2 separate regions of the Homo sapiens genome follow, and region 2 is linked to region 1. Evidence: read pairs that join two places in POLR2A ChIA-PET (ENCODE). Cell type or tissue: PC-9. All regions are shown on one strand. Each heading gives the region's core, and the rest is flanking DNA. Links, peaks and the distances in the headings are about the cores only. Region 1 overlaps MEOX1 (mesenchyme homeobox 1). Region 2 has its middle 13 kb from the start of SOST.

Evidence for each region. ChIA-PET counts read pairs that join two places held together with the same protein. Peaks named below come from ENCODE experiments on the same cell type or tissue, not always from the same donor. Only the 100,000 strongest peaks of a DNase experiment are listed, where the experiment ranks them.
Region 2: POLR2A ChIA-PET joins it to region 1 with 36 read pairs; 3 of 35 experiments call an interaction of 5 or more read pairs at or near these places.

What each region holds. Positions count from the first base shown.
Region 1 is chr17:43,645,877-43,651,249 of GRCh38, forward strand. The region is part of intron 1 of MEOX1 (mesenchyme homeobox 1); the gene reads right to left. Among named protein-coding and RNA genes, the nearest start is that of MEOX1, 13 kb to the right of the region's middle. In PC-9, for the core only: no CTCF peak of the experiment used is centred there; a DNase peak (open chromatin) is centred at 3,285.
Region 2 is chr17:43,742,852-43,748,224 of GRCh38, forward strand. No RefSeq gene overlaps it. Among named protein-coding and RNA genes, the nearest start is that of SOST, 13 kb to the right of the region's middle. RefSeq lists a silencer at 1,113-1,272. In PC-9, for the core only: no CTCF peak of the experiment used is centred there; no DNase peak of the experiment used is centred there.

The DNA.
Region 1 (5,373 bases), core at 273-5,272:
CCTTGGGCTGGGCGACTCTCTAGCAGGAGGCGCACGGTAAAGTGATTTGGGCGCCTGGCCCACCTCGCGCTGCGCGTCCGTGGCCTCCGCCGGGGGATGGAAGGGGAGTGGGTGCCACCGTTCCGGGAACTCGAGAAGGCGGGGGAGGGGCCCGATAGTCCCGGTGCCCGGGTCAGGGGTGTCGTGGCACCCTGGCCCGGGGGTCCGCGTCCGATCCGGGTTGGCCGCCCGCGGGGCGCGCCCGGGGAGCAGGGCAGGGGGCCGAGTTCCTGGCGCGGGCTGCCTGCCCGGCGGCCTCTGGCTCCAGGCCGGAGAAGGCAGGTCCAGACCCCTCCGGAAGCGGGAGCGTGGGCAGCAGGGAAGGACGCGCAGCCCCGGGCCGGGGTCCCCGAGGAGCCCTCCGGCCTTGGCCGCCGCCAGCGCCGCGCCCCCTCCTGGCAGCGGGCCGGGGAGGGTCGGTCACGAGCGGATGACGGGCTTCCCGGAGCACAGCCCGGCCCACGGGCCCGGAGAGAGGCAGGAAACCCGGGCTTAGACGACGGGCGCGGTCGGGGACTGGTTTCCCAATCTTCTCCCGTCCCGAGGCTTAGTGTTTCCCAGCCCTTCCTTTCCACGGTTGCGGGGAGTGGATAGCCCAGAGGACCGCAGAGGCTTGAATCCTGAATCTCCATGCTGGAGACTTTGAGGAAGTCACTTAGCCTCTCTGGGCGTCAGTCTCCTCATCAAGAAATTGAGGAAATTTCACCTACCTCCTAGGGTTATTGGAAGACCGAACGAGTTAATATGTGTGTGCAACATGCTATTAAAATCTAAAAGTGGCCAGGCAAGGTGGCTCACGCCTGTAATCCCAGCACTTTGGGAAGCTGAGGCGGGCGGATCACCTGAGATCGGGAGTTCGCGACCAGCCTGACCAACATGGAGAAACACCGTCTCTACTAAAAATACAAACAACAACAAAAAATTAGCTGGGCGTGGTGGCTCATGCCTGTAATCCCAGCTACTCGGGAGGCTGAGGCAGGAGAATCGTTTGAACCTGGGAGGCGGAGGTTGCGGTGAGCCGAGATTGCGCCATTGCTCTCCAGCCTGGGCAACGAGAGCAAAACTCCGTCTCAAAAAAAAGAAAAATCTAAAAGTGCTGGACAAATATATTCTCCAATTTATCAGCTCCACGAGATGCCATTGAAGGGCTGGGATAGAAACAGATGCACTTCTTGAAGGTTTCTGTGTGTGCCCAGAGGCATCTGCGGCTTTAACCTCACCACACAGCGGCCTATGAGTGGATACTGTTCTTACCCCCTTTAGCACTCTTAACATGGGTTTGTGTGATAATTTGATTAATAGCTGTCTCCCCAGGGAAACACTTTTTCTCACCCTAGCATCTAGCCATAGTTGCTTCTGTACCTGGCACAACTGACCCCTACCGCGCCCCCAACCAGTTCTGCACATAATTCTCCTAGAGAGAAGAGGAAAAAGTACTTGCTAAGTATTTGCTAAATAATCCTGTTATACAGAAGAGCCAGCCTCAGACAGGCCCAGGAAATTGCCCAGTGTGCCTGACAGCTTTTAGGTGACAGAAGGGAGATTTGAACCCAGATCCATCTGATTAGAGCCAAGGCTCTCCATATCTCCTGGCTGGCTGGCTCAGGTTGGGGCCTGGAGCTGGACCATGGCAGCTGGGCTTGTCACCCCTTCCAGAGGTCCTGGGGTCACCACCCTGTTTGCTACCCACATCTACCCTCCTCCAAGACCTGCTTAGGTGTGCACAGGTGCCCCATGATGTCCCCCAAATAACTTCCCCCACCCCAGTTCTGCAAATAGGGCAGCTGACTACTGCCAGCCAAGCTATGCCCCATCCCTGGCCACCTCTCCTCTCCTGTCTCTTATTGCCCTGATTTAGCCTCTGGGGTTCCAGTGCCGATTTCCAGCAGAGGAAACAGGAAGAAGAAGTCTGGGTTGGGAACTGACGGTCTCAGCTAACTCCCTGTGTGAACCTGGGGGCAATACCTACTAATGGTGGGTGGGATGGATATTGGCTCTGGGAGGGCGGTTGTCCCTTGTCAACTTCCCAGAGTGGGATCAACGTTCACCACTGTTGGAAATGATGAAGGGACCAGAAGTATGGGAAGCAAGCTATGAAAGTTGAAGTGGAAGTTACGCTCTCTTTGTTCTGCAACAGTATTACAAATTGCAATATATTCAGCAAGATGGAAACACTATGAGCACTTGCATGCCGTTTCTGGGAGCTGTTCGGTCACCCTGCTCATGGGCACAGTTCCTGTGCACCCTGCCACATGAAAGTAACTCATGCTGGGTGGGGCGCAGGTGGCTCAGGCCTGTAATCCCAGCACTTTGGGAGGCCGAGGCGGGCGGATCATAAGGTCAGGAGATCGAGACCATCCTGGCTAACATGGTGAAACCCCGTCTCTACTAAAAATACAAAAAATTAGCCAGGCGTGGTGGCGGGCGCCTGTAGTCCCAGCTACTGGGAAGGCTGAGGCAGGAGAATGGCATGAACCTGGGAGGCGGAGCTTGCAGTGAGCCACGAGTACCACTGCACTCCAGCCTGGGCAACAGAGAAAGACTCTGTCTCAAAAAAAAAAAAAAAAAGAAAAGAAAAAGAAACTAACTCATGCTTCCCAAGATGGTCTGTTCCCAGGATAGTACAACTTTGTTAGGGAGGCTTCCTCTCCTCTGTGGGCCTCAGTTTCCCCATGTGTAGAAGTATGGGATTGGACCGGATTCTGTTTCTGCCAGGGAGCTGGTGTCAGAATTCCTTCCTGGAACATAAGCCTTGATGCCCTACACTCCCTACTCTCTCTTCCATTGAGAACCCTTAGCCTTGATGAAGTCTGAGGCTCTTCCAACTTCACGTATTCTTGTCTCAGCTCCTAGTTCCTCCCTTCAGTCAGATCTGAGGTCTTGCTGTGTGCTCTGTTCCAAAGCCCTCCCCAGCCTTCCCACAGCTCAATGATCAGGGCTCTGCTGGGCCGTTTCTCTCTCCCTGCCTTGAGCTGTGTGGAGGGAAGTTATATATGCAGACGTGTCGGAGGACCTGTTGGTGAACCTGGGCCTTAGCACTCATAGGTGAGTGAGGCACCGAGGAAGAGCTTTTGGATCTTGGGCAAGTCCTTTAGGTTCTTGGAGCTTCAATTTCCTCATTTGCAAAGCAGGAATAGCTACACCCGCTGTGCTTATCAGGCTGAGAAGTAACAGGAGCTGGATAGCGGGCGTTAACACCTAGCACAGTGCCTGGCATGTCACTGAAGCTCTGTTCACAAGAACCATCAGAAAGAGTTCTATTGGAGATTATATCTGAGATGACTCACGGGCAGAGTTAGAGCACTATGCTCCTTAAGGCACCACATCTCCAGACCTGTGTGAAAGGGTTATCTTTTAAATGTCTGGCCTTTCAGCTTTTTTTTTTTTTTTTTTTTTTTTGAGGCTGAGTCTCACTTTGGTCACCCAGGCTGGAGATTGGTCACTGCAATGGCGGGATCTCGGCTCACCGCAACCTCTGCCTCCTGGGTTCAAGCGATTCTCCTGCCTCAGCCTCTGGAGTAGCTGGGATTATGGGTGCCTGCCGCCACACTAGGCTAATTTTTGTATTTTTAGTAGAGATGGGGTTTCTCCACGTTGGCCAGGCTCGTCTCGAACTCCTGACCTCAGGTGATCCACCTGCCTCGGCCTCCCAAAGTGCTGAGATTACAGGCATGAGCCACTGCACCTGGCCTAGGCCACTATTGCTGCAGCCTTCAGAGTTCCACAATTCCAGGCACAACAACTAGATGTGTCACATGGCAATCCACATCACTCCTGCGCTGCTTCTCTCTTGGGGGCCGCAGATGCCTCTTCCAGAACTGCGGAGGGAGGATGCTGGCCCTCAGTGGGCTGCCTCTGTGATTAGGAAGGAGTTGCCCCACCCCAGCCCCTGCATAGCCCTCACCCTCTGCTGGAGCAGGGCTGTGAGGGAACAGTCAAATGCCCAGAGAAATGCAAACGGTGTGCATGTGATTGCGGTTTCCACCATGAGCTTCCACACCATCCAGGGCAAATTATTTCATATGTAGCTGCCACATTTGGCAGGCCTTCGTAAAGTGAGCAGACAGCTTTATCAGAGCTACAGGGAGGTTCAGACAGACCCATCCCTGTCTGAACATTTCTGGAGTTCTGTACTCTACAGTCCAACTCTGAGGGCACCAGTTTACATAAATTAATATCCAAATCAGACAGGATGCCAAATGCCTCACATTCAAATAGCACTGTGCAGTTGACAAGGGATTTCTTTCCTCCAAAGAGAACTTCTTTTAGGCTTTCACAGATACTACAGAATCATAGAAAGTAGAGGTGGGAGGGACTTAGAGATGATCAATGTCACCTTTTCATTTTATAGGTGAGCTTAGAGAAGGTAAGGAACTCCTGTAAGGACACACGGCAAGTTAGGGGCAGAATTGGGCCTAGAACCCAGATTTTCTTGTTAGGAAGCTCTTTCCACCCTATTGGGCTGTCTCCTATTTTATCCTCTTAATTATTCCATTAGGTAGGTAAGGTACACATTAGCCCGTTGAACATATGAGCAATTAAGATCCAGAGACTAAATGACTTGCCCAAGGCCCCTGGGACCAGTCTAGGGCTATAGCCTCATGTCACGCTGCCCTCGGGGGAGGATGAGTATGGAGGCTGTGCCTATCTTAGGGACATTGTCTGAGTCTGGGTTCAGATCTCTCTCCCTGGGACTCCCCAGAGAGGGAAAAAGAAGGGAATATTTGGAGCATGACATCAGTAGGTGAAACCTTGGCAAATCCTCGGAAAACGGTGTCTGTGGCTTCCTGCACTGTCACAGCATAGACACTTTGATGTCCCCGTAAGCTCTCCTACTTTCAGCCTCAGAAGGAGGGGTCAAAGCCCGTCGAAATAGACAAGACTGGGATGGAGCCAGCCCGAGACTGGTTGGATGTTCACATCCAGGATCTCCCTGGCTTCCTGGGGTTGGCCTGACTGTCTCACTGAGCCCTGCCCCACCCCAGTGTCCAGGCCCTTTTCCTCTCCTGTAGGTGCCTAAAGAGACATCGGCAGGGCTCCCAGCCTCTCTGGGGCCAGGGAATTCAAGGGATATTTCATGGGAGAGAGGCAGGTTCTTCTGGAATGAAAATGCGTAATGCTGGCTGGGCGCGGTGGCTCACACCTGTAATCCCAGCACTTTGGGAGGCCGAGGCGGGTGGATCACGAGATCAGGAGATCGAGACCATCCTGGCTAATATGGTGAAACCCCATCTCCACTAAAAATACAAAAAAATTAGCCGGGTGTGGTGGCGGGTGCCTGTAGTCCCAGCTACTCGGGAGGCTGAGGCAGGAGAATGGCATGAAACTGGGAGG
Region 2 (5,373 bases), core at 55-5,054, 97 kb after region 1:
ACACACACACACACACTCAGAGTCCCTCCATGGCTCATCGGGGTAGACCTTTTAATATCCAGGGCTGGAGAAGGACAATCCCTTCACACTTGAACGCTGTGAAGTCTGTGCCCTTGTCCAGGGCACCTGCCAGGAGGAGTAGGCAGTGGGTCCGGTCTTTCAGTGGAGGGCTTCTGCAGCTTCAGATCGTCTCTAGGAGTCTGGAGGTCTATCTTATGGCTTGTATTTCTGGAACCGAGTCATGCCTGCTTGAAGATAAGAAGATCAAACAACAGGATGCTGTGGCTTCTCCTATCCCAGGGGCCTCGAGGACAAATCAGTTCCCTTCCTGGGGGAGCAGATCCTCCTGGCTGGGATCTTCAGTCCAAGTTGGTTCAATTTATATCCTTCACGTCTGGCTTCTCCTGCATGTCCAAGTCACAGGAATTTTAAGTCAGGATCTTCTCTGCACCCCTGAGCATGACAGCCAGCCTCTGCCCTCATGAAGCTCCCAGTCTAAGGGAAGAAATAATAAATTGGTGGCCGGGCATAGTGGCTCATGCCTATAATCCCAGCACTTTGGGAGGCCAAGGTGGGCAGATCACTTGAGGTCGGGAGTTCGAGACCAGCCTGGACAACATGGTGAAACCCCATCTCTACTAACAATACAAAAATTAGCCAGGCGTGGTGGCATGTGCCTGTAGTCCCAGCTACTCAGGAGGCTGAGGCAGGAGAATCGCTGGAACCTGGGAGGCAGAGGTTGCAGTGAGCCAAGATCATGCCACTGCCCTCCAGCCTGGGTGACAGAGCAAGACTCTGAGATTATTATCTCAAAATAATAATAATAATAAAATAATAATAATAAATTGGCAGTTAGAGGGCACTTCGCCAAGGCAATATGAGGGAAACTACAATCTGTCAGGAAAACACAGGGGAAGGCCCTAACTGGCCCAGGAGGTTCAGCGGGGCATCCAGGAGGATGTATGAGAGCCGAGGAGGGAGTAGAAGGTGATGTAGGAAAACCACTTAGCTGAAAGACTCGCTGCCCAAAGGCCGGAGGTGGGAGAGAGTGCGGGACTTGCAGGAACTAAGAGGAGCCCAGAGAGGCATCTGAGAAGAGAAGGGCTTGGAGAGCTGGGAGCATCAGATCGGGTTTAGCCTGGGGGCCTGGCTGAGGTGAGTGCTCTCCATCCTAAGGCCACAGGAAGCAGAGGAGGGACAGGATCAGATTCTGCGCCCAGAGGAAGACTGGCTTAGAGGAGGTGAGTCCAGAGGCCAGGAGAATATCAGAGGCCAGGACAAGGGAGACGGCGGCCAAACCAGGGAAGTGGCACTGGAGAGAAATGGATGGATTCAAGAGACGTTAGGCAAATGGACAGAAAACAGAAACCGCGCACGTGGTGGTTGGTGAGTTGAATGCATGCAGGAGATAGGGGCCCAAGGGAGAACCATAGGGGGTTGATTCCAAGGGTCTGGTGGAGCCCCTGAGGGGTTGGAGACACCCAGCTGGTCAGCCACACAGTCTGGTATTAAATGACACACGGCTGGTCAGCCACACAGAAGCTGGGCCAGTGTGAATGGGTCCGGTACCGACTTCAGAGTGTGCACCTCTGTCTCCCCAGACAGCAACAGAAGGACCAGGGAAATTTAAAAGGGAGTCTATGATGATATTGTAATATAAAATCTCTAATGAAGATGTGACTACTAGAAAAAAGGGAAATAAAGCGATTGAGGAAAGGAAAACAACTTGTGCATAAAGAAGAAAAGAATAAGCAACTGAAAGCTCAAAACATTTTTCCAGGCCTGGGGGATGAGGTGGAGAGAGTCTCTTGCTCCCACTCCAGGAGGAGGGCTGCCTGGAACTAAAGTTGGTGCTTATGATCTGGTATTTAAATGACATTCTTAGTGGTGGTGTTAGCGGTAGCAGAGCAATTGTGCCAGGGCCCACCGACCCCTTGCTGGTTCACTCAGTTGCCAACATATACTGATATACTGAGCACCTGCTGCAGGCCAGGCTCTGTGATCTCAGATCTCAAGAACAAGCCAGCTCAGTCCCTGTCTAATAGAGCTTACAACTGGGCAGCGGAGGCAGACCTGCCATGAGACAAATATAAAATGACAACTTGTGACAAGGGTTAGGAAAAAGAATAGTGGAATCCTGTTTTAGATGGGATGGTCAGGGAAGGCCTCTGAGGAGGTGATATTTGAGCCGACATCAGATGGATGGCAGAGAATGCAAGAAGAGTGTCCCTGGCAGAGGGAACAGCATCGTCATAATTGGGAGCTGGTGCTTTCGAGGAACTAACAGACAGGCAGGGTGGGTGGAGGGTGGGAGCCAGGGCTGGGCTGGGGGTTGTGAGGACACTGACAAGAGACCAGTTGGAGAGGGGGCGGGGGCTGACCATGCAGGAATTGGAATCTTTCAGTAAAGTCCAGACCAAATGATTCTTCAGGGTCCTTGTTCCCCCAGGTTTCAATGACACTTTAAAGGTGTTGTCGTAAAAGGCTGGGGAGTCTGTTTCTATGCCCCCAATCTCATTTAAGAAGGGGGGCATCCAGGCCATCATGGAACAGGTGACCTGGAAGATGTTCCTTGGTCCAGTTTCTGCAAACTGCCCCGCAGCATTTTTAGAAAATGTTCCCTTTTAGATTCGATTTATCTTAGCCAAATTGACCAGGGAAAATAGGTGCCTACAAATAGCGATCACTGGCAAACAAGGAGAGTTATTATCTTAAATTAAGGCTGGTTTCTAACAACAAAAAAAAACCCACCAAATGCCACTGGCCACCCCCCACCAACCCCGATCCCCAGCGCATACGTGAGGACGATGGCTCCACCACCCTCCCTGTAAGTACCAGGCTCAATGCCGGGCTCTGTGCAAAGGGAAGGAAACAGACAGAGGAAGGAAGGCAAGAGATTAGAGAAGCTGACAGATGTAAATAGCCTCAGAGGAGCCACACTGTCCCGGCATTTCTCCCCAGGGAGCCTTTTGTACCAAGGAATCTGGTTGCCTGAAAGAAAAATGTTATCATTTATTTCTTTAGTCAGAGCTGAGCTGTTTTCTTCAGACATAGAAATAACCTAACATCACACACCAAATTGTTGGCCAAATGACAGAGATACCTGTAATGTGGGTGTTTAATAATGTCCAGGGTAAACAATCATGGACTTGGTTTCTTGGGAAGGGCCCCGTTCCCCGCCACGGTTGCAAAGCTACAGAGGGTCTTGAATGAAATAAGTGCTTTGGAAAAGTTGTCCCAAAGTTCTTGCCTGCTGCTGAGCTGGGAGGAAGCTGGGCTTTTCATTTCTGCTGCTCAAATCATGCCCCAGCAGCCAAACATCCATTAATTCAACAAATATTTATGGAGCCCGGATTCTGGCCAAGCCCTGTGCAAAAGCACTGAGGCTACAAATGTGCAAAGGCTGGGGTCCTGTCCTCAATAGCCTCATAGTCCAGAGGGGAGACGGCCACGTTCAGCCTGTGTGTCAATCTTGTAACACAGCCTGGATGTGGCGTGGTGGTCAGCTCTGTGGAGGAGGCAGTCTCCTCAAAAGGAGACTTGAAGGGGAATTTCCAGGCCAGAGGAGTTGGAGGAGGGGATCCTAGACAGACTAAGGAGAATGTGCAAAAGCAGAGGCTTGAAACCCCCTGGGCGATTTAGAAATTAAGAGAAATACGATATTGCAGAGAACAAAGTGCTAAGGAAGTCAGCGGTCAAATGCGTGGCTGGACAGGTAGATGGATACCAGATCATGTACTTGTAAGCTAAGGAGTTTAGAGTTGACCTTTTAGGTAATAAATTCCATGGAGGAATTTGAGCGGGGAAATAGCATGATTAGATTTTTGTATTAGAACACTCACTCCTCTCTGTCCTGAAGAAACTCTAGCATATGTCGCGTCAGGAGACAAATTCGGGCATCTTCCTTAGTGCATTGGGTTTGATGGTGAAAACACTGGAAACAAACTAAATCAGTAGAAAAATAGATAAGCAGGCCAGGCGCAGTGGCTCACGCCTGTAATCTCAGCACTTTGGGAGGCCGAGGCAGGTGGATCACCTGAGGCCAGGAGTTCGAGACCAGCCTGGCCAACATGGTGAAACCTCGTCTCTACTACAAATACAAAAAATTAGCTGGGTGTGGTGGCACATACCTGTAGTTCCAGCTACTCAGGAAGCTGAGGCAGGAGAATTGCTTGAACTCAGGAGGCAGAAGTTGCAGTGAGCCAACATTGCGCCATTGCACTCCAGCCTGGGTGACAGAGCGAGACTCTGTCTCAAAAAAAAAAAAAAAAGAAAAATAGATAAGCAAATAGTGGTATAGTCATAAAATATAATACCATTCAAGATTTTAAAATAATCCAACATGGCTAGATCTTAAAAGCATAATTTTGAGTAAAAAAAAAAGGTGAGTTTCAGCATATGTATGGTATGATAAAATGCGTGTGAAATTTAAAAACGCACGTTTGTATATTGATTATAAATAATATATGTAGGACGGTATGAAAACATGGATTGTTGCCTTTGGAAACAATCCATGGAGGGAAAGGCATGGAAAGAGAAATACATAGAATTTTTCTATTGGTTTTATATCTAAAAGAAATATGGGCGGGGCATGGTGGCTTACACCTATAATCCCAGCACTTTGGGAGGCCAAGGCAGGAGGATCACTTGAGCTCAGGAGTTTAAGACCAGCCTGGGAAACATAGTGAGACCTTGTCTCTAATAAAAATAAAAAACATTAGCTAGGTGTAGTGGTGCACACCTGTAGTCTCAGCTTCTTGGGAGGCTGAGGTAGGAAGACCACTTGAGCCCAGGAGATAGAGGCTGCAGTGAGCTATGATTGTGCCACTGTACTGCAGTCTGGGCAACAGAGTGAAACCCTGTGTAAAAAATAAAGAAATACTGTAGATGGAGCTAAAATGCTAACGTATTAAATTTCCTGTGTTTAAAATATTTTTTGAACTTTGCTTTTTAAAAAAACAGAGAAAGTAAAATCCATCTGGCAGCGGCATAGCAGATGGAAGGGAGGGGATTGGGGAATGGGACCCCGAGCCAGTCTCTGTCTCCACACAGCAGCTCCTGGGTGGAGGAGAGCTGGAGGCCGATCTTGGGGGACCCAGGGAGTAATGCATGCAGAGAACACTTCACCTTGTTGGGCTGCTTTTGGCCTCTGGGCAGAGCGGAGGCGTGGTCCTGGCATCTTGTCTAGTGTCCCTGGAAGATACGGGGCTCTGTCTTGATCGGAACTGGCGACCATTCTGACCTGGGATGTCAGTATCATTTTTGGACATCTGCCAACCAAGGGTCAGAAACAGGAGGATTTTAGAATACCTGGGAAAGCTTGGCATTGTATATTCAGAGTAAAGATGGTGTGAATGTGTGTGTGTGAGTGTG